Linked DNA regions of Mus musculus: region 1 is linked to region 2. The links are chromatin loops, found by intact Hi-C in ENCODE. Cell type or tissue: gastrocnemius. All regions are shown on one strand. Each heading gives the region's core, and the rest is flanking DNA. Links, peaks and the distances in the headings are about the cores only.

What was found. Hi-C counts contacts between places; a loop is a spot of excess contacts. Peaks named below come from ENCODE experiments on the same cell type or tissue, not always from the same donor. Only the 100,000 strongest peaks of a DNase experiment are listed, where the experiment ranks them.
Region 1: it touches region 2 in a loop (2.9-fold over the local background); 13 of 42 quality-filtered maps call a loop at or near these places.

Annotation. Positions count from the first base shown.
Region 1 is chr1:121,397,418-121,402,798 of GRCm38, reverse strand. No RefSeq gene overlaps it. Among named protein-coding and RNA genes, the nearest start is that of Ccdc93, 31 kb to the left of the region's middle. In gastrocnemius, for the core only: a CTCF peak has its summit at 2,333; DNase peaks (open chromatin) are centred at 2,352 and 3,662.
Region 2 is chr1:121,177,823-121,183,203 of GRCm38, reverse strand. No RefSeq gene overlaps it. Among named protein-coding and RNA genes, the nearest start is that of Gm46155, 33 kb to the right of the region's middle. In gastrocnemius, for the core only: a CTCF peak has its summit at 2,688 (motif pointing right); DNase peaks (open chromatin) are centred at 2,701, 3,344 and 5,070; H3K4me3 peaks cover 2,367 bases; H3K27ac peaks cover 1,477 bases.

The DNA.
Region 1 (5,381 bases), core at 56-5,055, 220 kb before region 2:
GAATTTAGTCTTCAGACCTCTTGGCACATTCAGTGGCCATGTTAATGGGATGCTTCCCAAACCAGTTTCTCTGTTTGTGTCAACAAGGGCTCTTTGTCTCAAGGACCAGAAACCTAGTTTTAGTTTAAGGATTACAATGGGCTGGGAAGGTGGCTCAGTCGGTATGGTGTTTGCCTTGCAAGCATAAGGACCTGAGCTCTATCCCTAGAACCAGTGTGAGATAATTGGGTGCCATGCCTCATGCTTGTGGTCTTGTTGGTTGAGAGGGGAAAGCAAGTTTGCTCACTGTCCAATTAGCCTAGCCTACTTGGTAAATTCCAGATTAGTGAGACATCCTGCCTCAAAGAAGAACAGAAGCAAAAGCAAGGTTGTCCAGTGTTCTCCACAAGCATGCATGCCCTTGTGCCCCCGCCCCGTGTGTACTTGCATAAGCACAAGCACACACTCAAAGGAGAAAAAAAATCAAAACAAGGGGGACATTATTACCTCATTTATTGGAACTGAAGACACTACCAGATGCCCCAAACTTCTCACTCAGGGTGTGCTCTCCTGTGCATCTCTGTCTGTTTCCTTCCACATTTATCTTATTCTCAGACAGTTCCTATCTACCAGGTGATTACTTCGGTGAGCCTTTAGCAATGCCATGTCTTACTATTCTGGAGGAAGAAGGTGCCTGGTCTCCTGCAGAGTGTTTATCATTTCCTTACTGTATTCATCTGTCTATCTGGCCCACAAGCTTACGAGGAATCTACTGTTTCTATCGATGGGATTACACATGGCTATGTGACCATGCCTGGCTTTATGTGAGTTCTGAGTGTCTGAAGTCCTTATGCTTGTGAAGCAAGCTGTTACCACTCTGCCATCTATCCTGCCTTGTCAGTCCTATTTATGCTTGCTTGTTTGTTGGAGCATGAACCCTAGGCCTGCTTTTGGAACAACGGTCCTATATTTTTATTTTGCATCATGGAACCCACCCTACATCAGTCACTTACTCTACTGCTGTCCTGTATCCCAGTTTGTTAGAAGAGCATCATGATAGCTTCTCTATCATTAGGTATTGGCATGATACGCTGTGCTCGGCCCTCTGACATCACTTTTCTAGGTTGTGTGAGTAAGCACAGAGTAAGTCTACAAATGACTTGAACCATTCAATCTTAAATTCCCTTCTGTCATAACTTCATGTGTGAACTAGTTCACCTGTACTTTTCCTGCTTCTGAGAGTGTGTATGTGCATGTGTACTGATAGTTGTGTGTGTGTGTGTGTGTGTGTGTATGCAGATGTTAGAGAGCAATTTTGAGTGGTGCTACCCATCTTGAGTTCTAAAACTTAGTCACTCATTGACCTGGTACTTGCCAAGTAGCTTATGCTGGCGAACCAAGAATCCATCTGCCTCTGTTTCCCCAGAACCGGGATTATAAGCATATGTCTCATTGGCTGGCTTTTAAAAATGTGGATTTTAGGCATGAGGATTAGGTTTGCGGCAAACACTCTTAATCTTTCCAGCCCCTGGTTGCTTTTTTGTTTATTTGGATTTTTGTTGTTGTTGTTGTTTGTTTTTGAGGCAGTGTCTCCTATAACTCAGGCTGGCTTAGAACACCCTATGCAGCTGGAACGTGCTAGAACTCCTGATCCTTATTCCTCTGCCTCTCAAGTGCTAGGATCACAGATCATAATGCTTGGCTTATGTGGTGCTGAGGGCTTTGTGCATGCTAGGTAAGCACTCTACAAACTGAGGCACATCTCCAGTTCACAAGATGACTACAAAATACAGGAGGATATATACAGGCTATACACAAACACTATACATGATTTTACACAAATGATTGGAGCATCTCAGGTGAAGGAAAGAGGGACAGTGACCTAGGACCAAACTCCCATCGCAGAGGGATGGACTACTTGTATTTCAGTCTCATTTTGTTGCTGGGTTCATTCAATTTACTATTCAGAACTTGTCATTGAAACTAGCAGGAACTAGGCTGGCACAGGGGATTAAGGCAGTTGGTGCTAAGCTTAACAACTGGAATTGGATCCTTGGGGCTCATAGTGAAAGGGGACAAGCGATTTCTTCAAGTTGTTATCTGACTTCCATGAAAAATATATTGTGGAACACACACGCACACTCACACTCATGCAAATGAATACATACAAAAATAAATAAATATTTAAAAAATTAAGAAATGACCAAAATGTCTTATTTATTCAGAAACAACACAAGAAAAAAAATCAAGAAAAACATTTTCAAGAGAACACTGTTGATCGCAATTAAAACTCTCCCAAAAGCAAGAGGTAAGGGAGGGGAGAGGGAGACAGGAAGACATATTCTACTTCTGAACAACAGATGGCGACGGAGCTAAGCAAATGGAAGACATTGTTCCATGTTAGTGAAATCCTGTCAAGTGTGTGGAAGAAGCCAAGCTATAAACAACATATGGGAAACAATGAATATTTTAATTAGGTGTTAATAACCGAATATTGAATCCTTGTCTTTCTACCTAATTCACAACAGTGTTATGATGGCTAATTAATAAGTGATTGTAAAGGAAATGATTCATTATTTGCTGCAATAATTAGACCAGTTGACATGCTTCTAATCGTGAAATGATTTTTAAAAGTAAATGGATACAGAGCAAGTTAGTTTTCTGTAGTTACAGGAACCCCACAGTGCCTGTTTGAGGTGATTTTTATTGCCACTTTACATCGTTTGGGTACCAGCAACGATTCGTTGCATCATTTCCTTCTCGAGATAGAATCAGGTGTGAGTATTGTCTTAACAGATAGCCTGTCACATACACTTGAAATTATGTATATAAGAGGAAACAAGAAAGCCTGCTTTCATGGGGGAACTTTTTGGAAAGATATCAACCATTGAGCAAATCAAAACAAAACCCTAGCCCAGAAGAGAGAGAGAGAAAAAAAATCCTCTCTCCAGAGTCCCCCATCTCTAGCGTCTGATTCTCATATATAAAAATAAAACTAAAAAGCAAGTATATAATCCCAAACTCCTCCCCCTCATTCCAGATTTCAATCCTCTTTGAAGTGCCTCATGTCCTCAGGACATAATGAAATGCCTTGCACTGGAAGGAAGCCACACAGATACATTTCAAGACCCCTCCCTTCTCTCTGCTAGTGGCAGAGCTAATGCAGTTTACTTATTAGATGAGTCGCCATGGATACTGATAGACTCAAGCCAAGTCTACCCCACTGAGGGGAATTGGAGAGTTGAGGCAATTAGCCTCATAATTTAAATAAACAAAGTTCCCCTCGTTTTTGTTTCGGTTACCTGATTTTTTTTTTCAAATGAATGTCTAATTTTAGTTTTGAATTATTAGAGGTGGTTCTCGCCTCGGGTCTCTTGTTAAATTAGCTGGCAGAGATCTGGATTCCTCTACCCCAAGCGAATGAGCTTCCTGAGCCTCCTGCTTTATCATTCCCAAGCCTTCCTAGCCGGCATTTTGGGAAACAATGTGAATAACTGCAATCCGGGATGAACAGACTCTGCAAGACCATGCAGATCTAGAAACGGTTGCTTGGAGAGACAAGATCCTTTAATCTGACGAAGACATTCATAAACCCATGTCCTTCCTGACCCTCTGGTCTCCAGCCTGTTGTGCTCAGACCACATGTTTCTACCCTGGTCTTAGGCCAAGCCACAGACTACAGAGACACTTCCAACTGGGGATTTTAGGGCTGGTCTTGGCTGCTTCTTGCAATCCCATTTTTCTTCCCAGGCCGTGTCCCACCCTTGCCAGTATGGACGCCTTCATCGGGCTTTCTGCTGAGACAGAGGAGTCTAAAACACAGCTATCACTCCCAAGTAACAAGGCTTCACATGTAAGTCACTACCCACATCCGTCATCTCCATTATTTAGTACTCCTTGTCCTCATCCTGGATGGGACTAGCTACAGCAGGAGTCCTGATGAGTGTGAACTGTGTTGTTTTGCTTTGTGCATACGTATGTGTGTGTGTGTGTGCACGCATAAATGTGCATGTTGAAAAACATACGAGCGCCTCCTTTGTTGTTCGTGAGATGATATTCCCCTTGTTATTCTGAGGCAGGGGTTCTGCTCTGGAGCTGCTCTGGAGTTATCCAAGTAGGCAGGGATCTGCTGGTCTTTGCCTCCCCAGGGCTGGGATCACAAGTGCACACAACCTTCCATGCTTGTATTTTGTTTGTTTGTTTGTTTGTTTGTTTTGCATCCTTTGTTTCTTTGTGCTGTTTTATTTTGTCTGTTTTGTTTTGCATGGGTTCTGGGGTTCTAACTCAGGTCCTGCTGCTTGTAAGGCAAGCCCTTTAGTGGAATCAATCATCACACTGGGGCTTCCATGTTGCTCCTGCTGTGCATTGGCATGAGAGTCTCTCCTTCACTCTCGCCACTCCCTAACACAGAGCTTGCTCAGGGTGACTCAGCATTGAGAGTTTTCTGGCCATTCATCACTGACAACCTATATCCTTCGTCTTTTTCCTTTTCTCTCTTCTATTTAAGATTTTAAATTTTATATAGTGCGAGGATAGGTGAGGTATGTTTGCCTGTGTGGGATGGTCCAAGGACAACTTGTAGACGTTGGTTCTCACCTTGGGCTTTGCAACAAATGCTTATTCACTGAGCTTTCACTGGCTTCTTCTCATCCTAGCTTTTTAGATTCTCCTCCTGGAAGGAGAGGCTGTGATGTAGGCAGAGGCTGTATCCCTTAGGACTGGACGGTGTGGTGTCCAATAGTGGTAGGGCTCTAGCTAGAAGTCGATCTTGGCATCTTATTGGCATGAATTTGACTCACCCTTAACTTTCATATTTCTTACCCTTCCTGAACTTCATTTTTTTTTTTTTTTTTTGGTTAGGTACTAGATTGATATGTCTGGAAGAGGCAGAGTAGTTATTGGAAATAACTTACACAGGGTACCTCATAAGAGCTTTACTAAGATAGTTTTTATATATTACTTATTAGATTTAATATTTATATAATCATCTTAAATATTTATTTTTATTTTATGTATGTGATGTTTTGCCTGAATATACGTCTATGCATCACATTCATACAGTGTCCTCAGAGACTAGAAGAGGGCATCGGGCACCCTGAAACTGGAGTTGCAGTTCCTGTTAGCCACATGTGCATACTGGCATTTGAATCCAAACTCTCTAGAGGAGCAGCCAGTGTTCTTAATCACGGATACATCTCTCCAGCCTGAATGTTTATATTTTGATATAATAAGAGCTGACAGTCAAGTATAGAACTGTCTGTATGCAATAAGAATGTGGGTATTCTAGTCTATTACTTTGTTCCTTATTTTCCTTTCTCTGCTCTAGCAAGGCTTTACATTTCAGTACTCTATTTGTGTGTGCATAAATGTGTTACTCGCAGGGACACATGTGTGCATACGGA
Region 2 (5,381 bases), core at 229-5,228:
TAAATAATTAATGTACTCACAAAACAACAAAGCAAAAAAACTCTCCATAAAATTTGGCAATTTCTACCATTAATTTGACTTTACCTTACTGAATTTTTGTAAATACACAAAACTCTTTCCGTGTCCTTTGTCTGGTTTTTATTTCGGTCTGATTGTCATGTGACCCTATTACACATGTTGTTGTATGAAACAAATGATTAAGTCAGGTTTTACTACTTTCCCCACACATATTTTGGCTACCTTCAACACATTGTTCTTGTAAGTGATTAGAATTATTTTGTTAAATTCCTTCCTAACCTATGTGTTCTGCTCCCAGCATATTGGTTCACAAGTACACACACACACACACACACACACACACACACACACACACACACACTTAATTTGATGACTGAAATCTACCCAACATTGACTTTTTGTGCATGTGTGTGTCTACATACACATACACCTATACATATGCATGTTCATGTGTAGGAGTGTAGGTGTTTGTGCACAGTAGCACATGTGTGTAGGCTGAAGGATACATTTGATGTGGATCCTCTTCCATCTGGTCTGAGGCAAACTCCCTTGTTGTTCACTGCTCTATCCATTAGGCTAACTGGCTTATGAGCTCCTGAGAAACCTCCTGTTTCCATGCCCTATCTCCCCATACAAGTGGTCTGATTACAGATACATGCTACGGTGTCTGGGGTGGGGGAATCAGACCTCAGGTTCCTCACACTTAGGCAGCAAATCCTTTATTCACTAAATCACCTTCCCAGCCCAGCCTTGTCTTTTTTTTTAAGTGTTCTTCTCCATCCTTTGCGTCCTGGTCTTGAATATGCTTCAAGAAACTATGTATGTAGTCTTCATCGAAGCTTTCTTCAAAACCTTCTTGCATTGGCAGTAAAGATTTTTGAGATTACGCTGATGACAAAATAATTATTGGTCTCTCTTGTTGGGGTTGTCTTCATGTCATGCAAGTAGTCACCTGCCCTGTCTGGACAGATGCCTTCAGCATGATTCTTCTGGAGAGGCCCCTGCTAAGTCAGGCGTAGATACTGCCGTGTGCTGCGTAGCCCACCCATGGCTGTCTGCAGGGCTATTTTAACTTCACAGGTCTGGCATGCACTGGGACTTGGATGGTTCTCGTAAATAATGAATGACTAATGGAGAAAATGATTGCACTGAGATAGCCCAATTATAGCACCCATCTTTCTGTGCACAGCTTTGCTGACAAAAACATTTGGAGCCCCGTCAAGACTGCAGCAAAGTGTTAGTTTTTTCACTCCTCTTAGAGTGTGTTTTGTGTGTGTGTGTGTGTGTGTTCACAGACAAACATGCACATTGTGTGCAGGTACATGTATGTGTGACTGCATATGGGAGGTAGAGGACAGCTAGGGTGCGGGTCCTTGAGATCACAAGCATGCTGCTGTGACTGAAATTTTTAAAAATGTAGAATCTCAGGGTGAATCATGGAGTCTTTATCTTTGCGTAGCTTTCAATACTTTATTTGTGGCACAGTCTTCCCATCCCCATGTTTCCACAGAGTCTTTAAATGGCAGTACAGAGTACATTTATTCCTTGGATGAAAGAACTTTCTGGAAGGAAGACGTAGGCTATATATGCCTATGTGTTTTGGTTGAATACATTTTTTCCCTCCCTTGAAACTCTATCTCATGTAGTTCCTGGATGGCCTGGAATTAGCTATGCACAGGAATGACCTTGAGCTATGCACAGGAATGACCTTGAGCTATGCACAGGAATGACCTTGAGCGACCCTCCTGCCTCCACCTCCCCAGTGCTGGAGTTTCGGTTCATGCAGTGCTGAGGACAGAGCCCAGAACATAGTGCAAACTAGATGAGGGCCAACCCAGCCACATGCTCTGTGCCACCCATTCGATTTTTAAAATGAGCTTGGCTTGAGGGTCTAAGTATCAACTTCCATCTTTGTGGTAATTCTCACCAGAAGAATTGCCTCTTTTCACACTGCTAACTTGTTTCATTTTGTTGGCCCTTTGAAGACAGGGTCTCACTATGTAGACCAGGCTAGCCTTGACCTCACTATGCCTGTGTTAAAGTCTTGAGCCACCAAAGTGGCTTGAACTGATAACTTTTTTTAAAAATTTTTGAACTGCTAATTTTGGAGACCCAAGAGCTGTACCAACAAGTTTAATATCATGAAGTCCGTATTGCAGAATGGATTGAAATCTATGAAAAACCAGATGTATGTGAACCTAGCCGACTTCACCAAAGAGCTTGAATACAACATGTCATTGTGATTAATTGTGGGCAATGGGGGTCTTATGAACCCAAGAAGGAAAGGCGTTTGTTTCTCTGCTGCTACAGTTATAGGCTCCATTTTGTTTGCAAGCATTCCCCGGAGGACTGCGCATGTGGGATAGCGGAGTCTACTACACGCATCCTTTACTGAAGTCCAACCATATACCAGGCAGAGACGGTTCAGTAAACTATCATGTAAAGATGCAGCTTTCATTTCAGAGAGCTCTTTCAAAGACAAGATAAAGGAAAAAAAAACTGGTTTCCTAGTTTAAAGCATCTTTATAAAAACCAGGCTGTAGGGAATCTGCCAGGAGTTTTCAGAGAAGCAGAGGGACGCTCCGCCTACAGATACCAACCGGACACAATTGTGAATAAAAGAATTCTTTTATGGAACCAGTCGGGTGTTTTTGTCCTCCAAGCTACCAGAAGGTGGCGCGAATTCACCGTTGAAACTGCAAAGAAGCAGCAGCAGCGAGGCTTTCTTTTCTTGCGCCTGGCCCTGTGAGCCTAGTAAAACAGAGAGAAAGAAAACAACCTCCCCCCCCCCACACACACACCCCAAAAAAAGAAAGAAAGAAAAAAACCCACCCAAGCCCGTTCTCTATTTAAAAATAAACGAATGGCCCGAAAAGGTTCGTCTTTGTAAAAAATAAATCATTCTCAGGTTGCAATCGTCCACGTTTTTATAGCGCGCCTCTTCTGATGAGAGTCAAAGAGCCGAAGAAGCGCTGGATAAAGATTTGTGGAGGACAATTTCCAGGATTTTGTGTAAGAAACTTAAGCAGCCGCTTCGTGTGTTCAAGAACCACCATATTCAGAAATGGCTAATGTTGACGGTTCTAATAAACATCAAAAAATAAAGAAGTTGTAAGGCACACATTGCGTTTTATTTTGAAAATACTCATGATATTTAGGTATTTGGACGTCTTTAGAACATCTAGGACCAGACGCTGTGGAGCTTTCTTCTGTATTTTCCAAAAGAAAATTAAATGTTAATAGAGAGAGCGAGGGATGTGACAGTGAGCTCATAGACACAAAAGGAGAGACCCCACCCCAACCCCCCAAGCCACCACCGTTAATGCCAACCAGAATAACAAAATCTGCTTCCTTGGTCCGGTGAGGGTAGCCCCTGAATCAAGCTCTGCCTGAAGTAGCTGGTCAGATGCCTGTGTTAGTGGACATTTTCCCCAACATTCTCGAATATTTTAGGGACTGGATAGTCATCAAGAAGAAAGGGTTTTTTTTTTTTTTTAATTAAAAAAATTTAATTAAAGGTCCGACTAACTAAAGCACAGTAAAAAACAAAACTCAAACACCCAAAACCAACCAAACAAAAAGCATTTTTTACATTCTAGTTGAAAGCCGTGGTTTAAAGCTAAAAGGTCTGTTTAAAAAAAAAACAAAAACAAAATGATAATATCTTTTAAAAAATACTCCCAAAGCTTCTTATAAATAAAGCAAACCAAAGATCCCAAGGATGTTTTCAAATTAGAATTTCTAAGGAAATTCCAACTAAGAAAGTGACCTCAGGCTTAGCCCTCATATTCCAACCTGAAGATTGAACTAAATCTTAACAAATGTTACTAAATACAATGTATTCTTCTTACAAACTAAAACCTATCTTCTAAAAAATTAATTTACTTTCTGCGTTGATGGGATCCTTTTTCATTTGACTTCTCGCCATGCCTTGTAATTAGTCTTCCTTGATCTGTTTCTCCTAAGGAAAGAAAATGTATAGAAAGAGGGGAAAATGAAATAAAAAACAAGCTTGTAAGTTGTAGTTAAAATATTTTGCTTCATCACGCCTGGTGGGAAGAGAACCAAGAACACTGAAGTCTGGCTGAAAGAACCACACTCCAGTTCCTCTCAATTCCGAACCTCAAGTTTATTTCTTAAAATCTTGGGGGCTTGGTTATGAAGCCGATGGACTTGGCACGGAAGAGAGTGGATTGTAATTCATTTGAGAGAGGAATCCGGGGTGGGAATGGAAGGGGGGGGGGCTTTGCTGGAAGGATGGGTGGGTTTTCTTCAGCAACTTTTTCTTGGCCGGTTTCATGGAGTGCCCTGGAGTTTAAACCGAGTTTCTAGTCTCACCTGGAAAAGTTACCCGCTTCATGGCACCGGCTTTGTCTGACGATCCTGGATAGATCGTGCTCACAGCACCCGTAGGGAAACAAAATTCGCCTATTTACCACCTCTTTCTCTCTGTCCGAGTCCAAACAAGGTTTGGGGATCTCGGCTCTCAGGGAGATAAAAGAGTTTTATTTTAAGTGGGACACACGTCAAAGTTAAACGTTGTTACTTTCTTACTTTGCAGCTATGCTGCAGGGTGGGTCTTCATTTCCTATTTCATTATCTTTCTTTCTTTCTTTCTTTCTTTCTTTCTTTCTTTCTTTCTTTCTTTCTTTCTTTCTAAACTTTCGTCTTTAACATTTTTTTTTTTGGTCTTTTTTCCTCCTTCGATTCCTCCAAAAGAAAAGGGAAAAAAATATTTTTTTTTAAACTCGGCTTTGCTTTTATTGCCCATGACTCCCCAAAGAACAGATTTCACTTCTGTTCCCCTGTGCATTATCTGGGCAATCCCGGGCCTCGGCCACTACTCGGGTTTGATTTTATTTGGGGACCTTTGAGAAATGTTTTGGCAGCAGTGAGTGTGCGCGCAGAGCCCGGGAGCCTTGCAAACCTAAAAGAGGCAATTGTGTCCACAGACTGGGAGCCAGGATCCTCGAGCTCCAGGTTCCAGGGACGCCCGGCAGCACCCCTTGCCCGCGTACCGCGCAGTTCTAACACGAGACGCGTCCCCGCAGGGCTGCCGGCTTTAGGGAAAGGGACAGAAAGAGACGAAAATGCCACCTCGGCAGAGCTCATTCGGGTTTTCTTTTGCAATCCAAGGCTCCGGCTGGGGCTGGGTGGCTCGCGGAGAAAAGCAGGGCCCTAGAACTCCGCGGCCTTTGTCGTTGCCACTCTTCAGGCTTCGTGGTCCCCTCCCCTGGTGCCCGCCCCTGGACGCGCCTTCTCCTTCCCGCGCAGACGGCAGGGGAAATTGAACCCCAACTCCATCTTCCATTTTGCAGCCCCTTTAGAGGGACTCTGAGGGGGGAGGACACAGAGAAAACGTG